Linked DNA regions of Homo sapiens: region 1 is linked to region 2. Evidence: chromatin contacts called from ENCODE Hi-C data. All regions are on one chromosome and are shown on one strand. The core of a region is the stretch at or near the end of the contact, and the rest is flanking DNA. Distances in the headings are between cores, read along the strand shown.

The links. A loop is a pair of places that touch in the nucleus more often than their neighbours do. Pooled maps may share reads with other maps.
Region 1: a loop to region 2 is called in a pooled map, with 4 times the contacts of the local background. The contact joins two enhancer-like sites. A Hi-C loop is called at or near these places in 1 of 168 maps with a recorded cell type or tissue (endothelial cell of umbilical vein) and 6 of 50 pooled maps.

The regions. Positions count from the first base shown.
Region 1 is chr2:12,661,652-12,667,139 of GRCh38, forward strand. No RefSeq gene overlaps it. Among named protein-coding and RNA genes, the nearest start is that of TRIB2, 53 kb to the right of the region's middle. RefSeq lists a silencer at 2,228-2,443. Within about 2 kb of position 1,765, at least 6 of the 41 ENCODE cell types and tissues checked have a DNase peak (open chromatin) inside an H3K27ac peak, as active enhancers do.
Region 2 is chr2:12,166,878-12,172,631 of GRCh38, forward strand. All of the region lies in intron 3 of MIR3681HG (MIR3681 host gene), which reads left to right. Among named protein-coding and RNA genes, the nearest start is that of MIR3681, 29 kb to the right of the region's middle. Within about 2 kb of position 2,979, at least 20 of the 41 ENCODE cell types and tissues checked have a DNase peak (open chromatin) inside an H3K27ac peak, as active enhancers do.

The DNA of each region.
Region 1 (5,488 bases), core at 515-3,014, 490 kb after region 2:
TCCTTGCCCTGTGGGCATTATTGAGCAAGAAACTTCAGAGAGGTTAAGTAATCAGCCTAAATTCAGACAGTTAGTACACAATGGAGCCAAGATGCAAATCCAAGCCTCCTTCACATGAAAACGCATGAATTTGTTTGTTTCTCCTATTGAATGGTTATGCTTAAATGATCCACAAAGTCTCTTGGATCCAGAATGAATTATTCTTACTCAGAAATGGAAGAGGTCACTGGGAACATCTCAGTCACTCCCATCCAACAAAAGATGATTTTGAATAAATCCAGTAATCCCAGTTTCTCATGGGGTATTCCATATTGTTAGCACTAATAGATATAAACATAGACAGATATTTATTTGAGAGAGCAAAGTATTTGGATAGCTCATTCCCAGTGCCAGTCCAGGGTAAAAAACCTTTTTAAAAAGCTATGCCATAAGGGAAAGTGGAAGAATCAAACAAACAACTGAATTGAGAGCAAGAAGATCCAGGAGTTGCCAGCTGCCTGTAACAGATATGGGTCAAGTCTTGGCCTTACCACCAACTTCCTATTTTATCCCTAAAAAATCATTAAATTTTTCTGGACTTCATTGCCTTCAGCAGAAGACGTAGGAGCTGTAACGTGTTTTTTTGAATGGCTCTTCCAGCAAGATTCCCAAGGACCACCTTTAGAAACATTTGTCAGATATATCTAGATCCTGAAATATACATCTAGTTGGGGCTTGTTTCTGTGGCTACCTTGCCAACAGTCATTGGTTTATTATATAAAGTCCAACAGAAACTTCAAACATCCCACTCAACCAAACATTAAACTGAATACAAAATCCAGGGCCATTTTGAATCTTAGCTGTCAAGGAGGGCTTCATTTTCTAGGCATCAATTTGTCATCTAGTCTAAGCAGGTTTTTCCTACATAAATAACCCCGAACATTTGACATCACTTTGCAGCTTGCAAAATGCTTTCATCCACACATAGTCATCGATTTCCACCCTGTGAGGTAGGCAGGCATCATCTCCCATTCACAGAGGAAGAAGCTGGTCAGAGCCCGTGTACCTTGTGGAAGCAGAAGGAAGAACCAGGACTAAACTCAGGCCCTTCTACAGACAAAACCTCTGTTCTTTCCACTGTAGTTTAGTGCCTGCTGCTGACAGGTGGGCCTGAAAAAGCATTATAATAAGACCTGTTTTTCGATTCTATGAATTAGAGAAATGGCTCTCATTTAATAAGTAAAGATCCCTATTTGTCCTTGAAGCCAGTAGTTTTATTTCATTTTTCCTGGAACATGGGAGACACTGTATGGAGATTTAATGACTAAATGAACAAATGAAAGACAAAATTAATTCATTGATGTGGGAGTTGAAGTCGAAAGAGGAAAAGCAACTTGCCCAGAATCACCCAACAAAGAGTGCCAGAACAGAATTCATTTCTAGATGCCTCATTGTGAGTGCCATATATAACCACATCTCTTTTTTTAAAGCCTTACTTCAGTTATGTTTAATGATGAGAAATATATCTTACATAAGATCCTGGACAATTTAAAATTATAAAATTTCATAATATAAAGATGTGTGGCATACGCTCAAAATCACTGTCTTCTTGAAATAAGGCTATGGGATACTGCAGAAGAACATGTCAGGATTCACTGGAAAGTCTCCTAAGAATATATTTGTGCTATGGTGTGGATGCTGGGTCCACAGTTTAATGTGTTCATCTGTCTCTTGTGCTCACTACTTCCTCTCTGTTCCGGGCTGCAGGCCCAACTCCTTATTTTTTGTTCCCTTCAGCCTAACTGTTCTGGTTATGTAATTGTTCCCTTCACCAGGAGACCTCAGAGGTCACTCACTACAGCCTGATATCAAGATGAGGGCATCCCGTGCTAATTAGACAGTGGCAGACGGCAGGCATTGGCCCCTTCTGCGTGATGCCAGCCACGCAGGCTTCTCTCTGCAGCTCAGGGGGCTGGCATTGAGGATTTTAAGAGCAGGAGAAAATAAAATGTGTCCTTGTGGCAGCTACGGAAGGAGCTGCTGGCCTTCTCTGTCCCCCAGGGGAATATCAAAGGGGAAGAATAGGGAGCCCTTTTGCGGTACTTGGAGCTTATCCCAAGGGCGGCTGCAGTATTTGGGGCTGGGGTGAGAGGGGATGTGGGATTCATGGAATTCACTGCCTGTGCTTAGCCTTATCATCTTGTCCAGATACAATCAAAGCATGCCAAAGATTAATAGGTCCTAAGGGACCAGTTTTATACCTTCATTTCCTCCGCAGAGAGAGAGGAAAGGAAATACCCAAGGTCACTCGGTGAATTTCTGGCAGAGTTCCGTCAAGTCCCATTTGCCCAGAGTGTTCAAGGCTCACTCAAATCAGCACCAAATGTAGCAAGTAAAAGGGCCTCAGGAGTAAAGAATCACCTGTTAACACCTGTTAGAATTAGGTTGTCTGTTCCCTTCTACATCACTGAACTTGGCAAATCTCAGGCACATAATACATACACCCATTTCTGCACAGTCTACCAAGTGTTATTTTTCAAAAATTGAGAAGAGGAGCCTGATACACACAAGCTATTCAGAGTCTGTTTATGCCTTTTATGCACCTGTCTTCCTATCCCATCCATCCTTTCTCCTCGCTTCTGACCTCATCTCATCTTCCCAAGACACATTCCTCATGTGCTTTTCTCGTGTCACAACGCTGCCACATTTCTCAAAACTACACTTTGGCCCCTAACAACTCCGACCTCATTAGCTCTAATTTCTTTGTTGTCTAGCCCCCAGGAAACCCTGGAGGGTGTTCATCCTAGATTTACCCACTGAGGAGAGTCAGCAACCATCATCTGGGTGTGGCTGTATTAAATTGGAGTCATTTACAAACGATTTTTCTGATTCAAAGAATCATAAAATAAAATTCGATACTGTAGTGGCCAGGAAATTCAAATTCTAGCCTTATTGACTTAATTGGTAACCTCGAAGTTCGTCTTTCTCTTACCTTGGTCTAATTTTTTTTCATCTCTTAGAGGAAACAGTGAAACTTAAGTTCTGGCATCAGTGTTATATAAGCTTATGAATTGGAAGAGATTATGCAGGTAAAGAAAGAGGCTTTTCTGAATTAATGATGTCTTCCATCAAATCCATCACAAAGAAATTCATTCCCTAGAGAATTATTCAGCTAAGCAAATGCTATGTAACCATAAGAAATGGCATTGATTTTCTTAATGTCACAAGCTGTAAACTAATTTATAAAAAAAAGAAAAACGAACTCTCTTAGCCCACTGGGAGCCCTTTCTCTGGTGATATATTTTCTTCATCTGAACAGAGCATCTCAGATCAAAATATTTTGGGCAACTTCTGAAAAAGCTGAATTCTGCAATCACAAGAATGTTTGAAGTAGAATTTTGTCCTACGCTCTCAATCTCATTTGATGCCTCCTTTATCAACTTTCAAATTTTCCCAGGATTTTCTTCCATTGTTCGTGCATTCTCTATATCTCAAAGGAGGAGAGAGTGTTTGTGTTGTCTGAGATTAACCTGGCCTCTTAACTCTGCATCCCAGTCATTAACTACCCACGCTTCTTTCTAATTCTCCCAATATCTTCCTCTCAATGGATTCCTTTTAAATTCCTCCCTCCCACACTGCAAGAAACTCCAAGTGATCTCCTCCACAGGAGATGAGCCAACTTTCTCCTCTGCTTGTTGACAAACACCTGTAAAAACCTGGCCTTATTCTCCTGAAACAGGGACCTCCTGCCCTGCATCAAATCTGACCCCTTTCACTTTTTACCTGGATTCTGCACTTACCCCTGGCCCATGACCCAGCCTCCAGACCTACTCCAGCTCAGCCCTCTTCTCCATACCACAGCCAGAGTGGAATGTCATTTCCTTAGGTCACTCCCTGCTTAACAGCCCCAGTGTTTCCTCATTGTTTCCAAGAAGCCCACACTTCCTGGCTTCTGTCCTATGACCTGGCACTGTCTAGCCAAGTCTTGTATTGCATTTGCATGTGTGCCTCTGTTAATTCCCACCTTCCTTCCTCTACTTCAGAGGGGAAATGCCTAGGCAAGCTTTATTAGCATTCTTAATGTGGCTTATATAAGCAGAGGTACCCTTAGCCCACCTGTCACCAGCCTGTCTTTCCATGAACCACGTATATCCCAGGCATCCTTAGGAGAGCACAGAAGACTGCACCAAACCTCTCCAGGCTGGCTCTCTCCACCTCCAACCTACATATCAGAAATACCAGGCTTGCTGATGGTATCTGTGTTTTTAATTCTTTCTCATTTTTTACTTAATGTTTACTCTGTCTACAATTACTCTCTTGAATGTTAATTTTACTAGTAACAGTGATAACAAAACTATAATTAATATTTCTATTGTATAATTTTATATCACATTTATACATTATATTTTTAAATTAATTTTTTATTTGAGATAATTCTAGATTCACATGCAATTATAAGAAGTAATACAGAGAGCTCTCATGAACCTGTACCCAGTTTTCCCAGTGGTAACATGTTACAAAACTATAGTGCAATAACCCAACTAGAACACTGACACTGATGAAAGCAAGATACAGAACATTTCCATCACCACAAGGATCCCTCCTGTTGCCCTGGATAGCTACATTCGCATCCGACCCAACCCACCCCTCCTCAACCCCGGCCAATGAATATGTTCTCCATTTCTAAAATTTTGTCATTTCAGGAATCTTCTATACATGGAATCATACAGTATATAATCTTTTGAGATTGGCTTTTTCAATTTGTTTTCCACATTTTTATTATTAGTATAGGTAAATGTGATTTTTTTTTAATGTGTTGATCTTGTGTCCTGTGACTTGATGAAATCATGTATTAGTTCTGGAAACTGGAAGAGGGGGTTGTTTGGTGGTTGTTGTTGTTGTTTTTCAATTTTTGTAGATTCCTTGAGATTTTCTTCAGAGAAAATCATATCATCTGCAAATAAAATAGCTTTTTGTTTTGTTTTGTTTTTCCAATTTGTTAGGCTTTTATTTATTTTTCTTGCCTTATTGCAGTGGCTGGAAATTCCAGTACTTGGATACAAATGATGGAAATGTACATCCTTGCCTTGTTCCTGCTCTTAGGGGTAAAGCATTCAGTCTTTCATCATTCATGTAATGTGTTGCCTCCTTGGAACCACCATATAATCTGTCTGGAACTCAGTTTTCTAATCAGCAAACCACAAAGACTAGATTTGGTCCATCAGTGAGTTACAAAGTAAAGTCTCTAGGAGATAATCCTGGGTCCATGTTTTTCTGTTTTATGCTATTGGTATTTTGATAACATTTAGTATGAAAAGGAATGCTACCCTTTAAAAAAATATTTCAATATTACTAAAAGAGAAGACTTCATGGTTTTTCTGATTCTAAAGTCCCCTGATTCTGTGGTCCCTTTGCAACCTTGATCATCATGGTGATGCTTCAGTTTGTATACTCTCTATGAGGCACTTTTGCTTCATTCTTTCATTTAATTTTACCTATAATCTTAAGT
Region 2 (5,754 bases), core at 1,729-4,228:
ATGTATTTTATAAATATAATTAATAGAAAGAACACAGTATTTGGAGTCAAAGGACTTGGACTTGAAACCTGGTTTTATTCTTCCTGAGCTAGTGGCTTTGGAGTGAATGCAGGCCACTGGCTTTAATTTCTTTATCTGTTAAATGGAACAATATTCCCCTCGTCACAGCATGGTAGGACAGTTAAATGCAATGTCTGTGAAAGCATTTTATGAATAGGAAAACAATCTGTGAATATCAGTCATTTGTTAATTATTAGTCATTTAAAATGAAGCATAAGGAAATCTCTTATCTCAGAAATTAAAATATGTCTGCAATCAACAATTGCTCAGAGGATTGTCACATTGATAATTGATAAAGCATGTTAGGAAACTGGTAAGCATTGGTTAAAAGGTCCGGAGATGCCCACCAGAGTAGGCTGCCTGCAGAGCCAACAGAAGTTGGCTTAGTGATAAGCGATCTCTGGATGATACTGACCCATGGGGTCACTCCAAGCCCATTGCTGTAGCTCTGGCCTTCCTAAGAATGCTCCTGATGCTTAGTGCATTTCTCACTATCGGGAGAAGGACAGTCCAACAGTGTCCACAGAGAATCTCAGGCTAGAAGTCTGTTCTTCAGTAGAAGGTGAGAAATTTGCGTAAGGCACCTCTTTTGTTTTGTTTCAGTTACCCACGAGCTTGATTAGTGTGGCTCACCCTCTAGTGCCTCCTGATTTAGGGAGAAAATAAACTTCTCAGCTACCCAAAGCCGAGGGTGAACTGCCTGCCCTGGGTCCTGCCTGCACAGGCCGTCTAGCACCGTCTCCTGACGACCTCAGAGGGCTGCCCCAGGGGGCAGCAGAGACCACTGGCAGGGCTGAAACAGGGTCCTTGTCTGAGGAGACAATGGCTCATTGTGCACAGTGACCTGCTGTATTCTAGGCACTGTGACTGGCCAGGAGTGAGTGGTCATTGTGCATACGGTATACAGACACATAACAAAATTCATCTTTACAACACACTGGGAGGCGGGCAGTTGCAGATCCTGAGTGAGAGAACCAAGGGACTTGCATGAAGTGGAACGATTGAGTGTAATGTGTGTCTTTTTCCATGCACAGCCCTTGCTTTAGGTGTTATCTCAGGCAGGATGTTCAAGGAACGGAGGGATACATGAGGGAGAAAGACAGGAAGGAGCCCCCAGCCCCCAAGAGTAAACCAAGGCCCCAAGGCACTGCGCTAAGTGCCACCAGAGAGGCAGATGTCAAAGGTCAGAGAAACAAAGGTCACACCTAGCCAAGGACATCAGTTCAGGCTTTCTGGGGGAAGGAGCATCTTGAGGAACAAGACTACGTCAGGTGGAAAAGCAGATGACTGAACAGGCATTCCAGGAGAAGGAATGGTGTGAGCGGCGCCATCCTGGAAAGCTGAAACCCCAAGGTGAGATTTTACTGAGAATCTGAGAACACTTGTGTCTATTTCTTTTGAGGGACATATTCTAAAACTGCAAGGTGGATAGGAAAATAGAGCCAGCAGGAAATTAACGCAGTAATAGCAGCATACTGGCCCTGAGCAAAATGAGAGCACAGCTATCTTCTGAAGAGCTGAACCATGTCAATTCACCTGGTGCCTAGGGCACTTCTGACTTTGGAAATCCTGTTGACATTGATCAAGCTGAACCAGCCTAGCCTGAACATGATGACAGCCACTACTCAGCCTGTGCTCTTCTCAGCCTGGACTGGAGCTGCACGAGCTCTGCCTGACCACTTCACGTGGTCTCTGGGAAAGTCAGATCCGAAGGAAAGAAGGCCACAGGGGGCCCAGAGAGAAGAAGGTGAACTTTAGGCCCTGGCTGGATCCGATTCGGAGTTGAACAGATTAAGTTCCAAGATTAGAACCAGACTGTCCTGACTGTACAGGTGTAGGGAAGTCACCTTAAGCTTTGCATGTTAAATTGCAGTCTCTTTATCTCTAAAATGGAGATGATGATTCTGCCTTCAAGGTTTGATGTCAGGATAAGAGGAAGTAACACAGGAAAAACAACTAGCAAGGGGCCTAGTCAATGGGAGGTGCTGGAAAACATTAGTTTCCATTGCCACTGTGGAATAGTTAGAATGAGGCAATCATATAGAAAAATAATTAGACTCTTTCCTATCCTCAAAATACTCAAGTTCTCTGAAAATGCAATGTGATTATTTTTAATCAGCTGATTGGGATCCAGGATGACTTCATAGTCTTGTGAACCTAATTGAAACACATCCAGCTCTTATTGCTGTGAATTGGAGAACTGCAGGCTGCTCTGAACTCACAGTGACCCCTGTACAAATGACCATTTCATCAACTGCCTGGGGAGGAGGTTCAGAGGCATGAAAGGGAGACACGGGCAAGGACATAAGCTCATTTCCTTCTGGGGCTTGAGGAGTTCGTCAACAACATTTTAGTGATTCAGTAATGAGTTGCTGGTTCCCTAGAGGCGAAACAGGTCTCATGCTTCCCTAGGGAGGCATGAGACTACCAGAAGATAGTTTCCTATCTCGTACATCATCTCTTGATTTTACCATCTGACCTGTTCAGTTTATCTTTGTATGGTTTCCAGCTCCTAATTGCATACCCTGGCATGACCCAGCCACCTCCATTGAGCCCTTCATGGCACATGACTGTACCTTCCGGCTGTTTTCAGGCTGGTGAGAGAGACCCTTTCATATTTATCCTCTTGGTAGCACAGTCTTCTCTGCAGCTGAAGATAGAAGCCAGGGTAGTGATTCTAAGTGACACTTCAGATGTCACTCTTCAGCTACCTGAGATGAAAAATTGGGATTCCTGTTTCATACAAAAGGAGCTTGAAATTGTACCCAGGGTATGGGAAGATGCCAAGATGGTGGCAGCTACTGAATGCTGGGATCTTATAAATAAATAGAGGCTCAGAGAAGTTTCAATGACGCAGCTGGTACGTCAGGGCCAGTCAGAGAGGGACTTAGGTCGGTGTGATCTCACATCCAGTGCCTCTTTGTTCATCTCAGACCCGCTTCTGAGGCCAAACCAGGGCAGTGACAGCAGGAAGGAAGGGGAGGAGTGGTTCCAGAATTCCTTGTGGTATGAGAGGCATGACGTGCCACACAACACGTCTCCTAATGCTGGGTGACTGTGAAAAAGCCTCTAACTATTTTATTGTAAACCCCAGCAAATGCCAGGGCAACCTAATGACTTGGATTCTCCACAAAGAGAAAGCTTTTGGCACTGAGACAAAGACCTTAAATCCTCCTAAAGTTAAAATGAGCCCTAAATTTGCATTTCAGCTCCCTTCTTTGATTCTTTAGTGGTTTAACTTTGAAATGAAACACAAATTTCTTGGGGGATTTTTCTAAACTGGTTGCAAAGACCAGATGACCAGCTTCCCCGGCTCCTGTGTGTTTAGACCCTGTCATCACAGCCTGTGTGTCCGTCCCAGTCCCACTGCAGGGACTCAGGCAAAAATAGTAAGTGAGGTCAGACCTCAAAGGAAAAAAAAGCCCTTGTTATCTAAACAGAAGGAATCAAATCATCTTTTAAGTCTAAGGTTAAGAAATGCCTTACTCCTACTTGGATCTGTGTTTGTGGATGAATTACTTAATCTTTCATTCATTGGTACACGGGCTCAGAATGTCTTCTGCGAGCCGGATGCCAGGGAGGATGAGATGTGGGCCTGGACACAGCAGGTTTGCCGTGAGGCCAGTGGTGCTTGAGCTTCAGGGTACCTCACCACGCTCCTGGCCTCTTCCAAGGCAGAGGGGCCTTGGTGATGTGGCACACGGTCTTAGGATTTTGTAAAACACTTATATGTAACACTTAAACGTAAACACTCCCTCAAAAGACTTTAACTTCCATGAGACCTGAGCGCTCTCTGGTCCTTTCCCATGAGAAGCCTGGGTCTTGTGGGAGAGACATTCATTCAAACAAATGAATTCCCAAGCACATCAGAGGCACTAAGGTAGAAGTCAGGCAGGGCACAGTGGTACACAAAGGAGGGACCCCTGACCTGCTGAGAATACTGTTCCTACATCTAGAGCTTGGAGTAGGGTTCCGTCCTGTTTCCATGCCAACTGGGTGGATTGCAATTCAATGCTGATCCAACTACCTGGAGTTAGCGCAGGACTCTACATGTCAAAGGCTTAGGCCTCCACAAGACTGCCCTGACCAGATGCCAGCCACACTATGGGGGTCTCCAGGCCATTGCACTTCTATCCAACTGGTTATAAATTCAAGGGCTCCTGTATTAGTCTGTTCTCACACTGCTCTAATCTGTATTAGATTAGACATATGGAATCTAGACATACTAGACACTGGGTAGTTTATGAGGAAAAGAGGTTGAATTGACTCAAGTTCTACATGACTGGAGAGGCCTCAGGAAACTTATAATTATGGTGGAAGGGGAAGCAGGCACATCCTACATGGCGGCAGATGAAAGAGAGAGAGAGAGAGACAAGAGGTAAGAGCCCCTTATAAAACCATCAGATCTCATGAGAATGCACTCACTATCATGAGAACAGCATGGGGGAAGCTGCCCTCATAATCCAATCACCTCTCTCCCTCCACATGTGGGGATTACAGGCCCCTCCCTAGACATGTGGCGTTTACAATTAAAGATGAGATTTGGGTGGGGACACAGAGCCAAACCACATCAGTTCCCATGACCCCCTCAGGTTTGATAATTTGCTAGAACAACTCACAGAACTCAGGCAAACACTATACTTTATGATTACAGTTTTATTATAAAAGGGACACTTAGGGAAAGTTCTGGCAGTGTGTGAACTTAAGTGCAGAGCTCCTGTGCCCCCTCCTGTGGAATGGGGGTGCATTGACCTCCTGTGGAATGGCGGTGCATCGACCTCCTGTGGAATGGGGGTGTATCGGCCTCCTGTGGAATGGGGGTGCATCAACCTCCTGTGGAATGGGGGTGCATTGACCTCCTGTGGAATGGGGATACATTGACCTCCTGTGGAATGGGGGTGCATCGACCTCTGCAGCACATCCATGTGTTCCCCGGCAGAAACCCCCCTGCCCTTCCCGGTCCTCCTCATCAAGCTGTGTGTGTTTGGCAGAGCAAAGATCTGGGGTTCTTGAGCTGGAGCTCTGGCCCCTGGGTGACATCCCCTAAGCTCCTAGTAGCTACCAGTCCTGCTGGATGCCCTGCTCACATCTTGGAGTTGATTAAACTCAAGAAAATAGGTGGCTTGGAAAGAAAAACCTCAGGATTCCCCTCTCTCTGGCCACACTGAGCCTCAAAGCTGATATGGCTCTGCTGGGGTTGGTGAGGGCAAGAGACCTTTTGTGCTGTCACTTTCCTTGTCCCTTTCTAGTACTGAGAGGGGAATGTCTAGGTAGTTTCAGCTTGACGTGTGCTCATACTCTCTCTCCCTGTCTCCTTCCCACCATCCACTGGCATTGGAAAAGAGTGAGCTTTTGGTCCCCAGTTGCCATATACTCTTCCCCTCAAGCAGCAGCAAGCCCACACCTTTGCTGTCAGAGGAAGAATTGAAGAGGTGGCTTTAATAGGTGAACCTCCTTACCCAGCACCCCGTTCCCATGCCTGTGATCCTATCTTCCATGCCTGAGGCATCTGTTTTTAGTTTTTAAAATTAATGTTTTAATTTAGAGATAATTTTGATTCACATGCAATTGTAAGAACTATTACAGAGACCCTGTGGTGTACCCTTAACTCAGTTTTCCCTAGTAGTAACATCTTGGACAACTATAGGAGAATATCACAACTAAGGCATCGAGATTAATACAGGCAAAGCATAG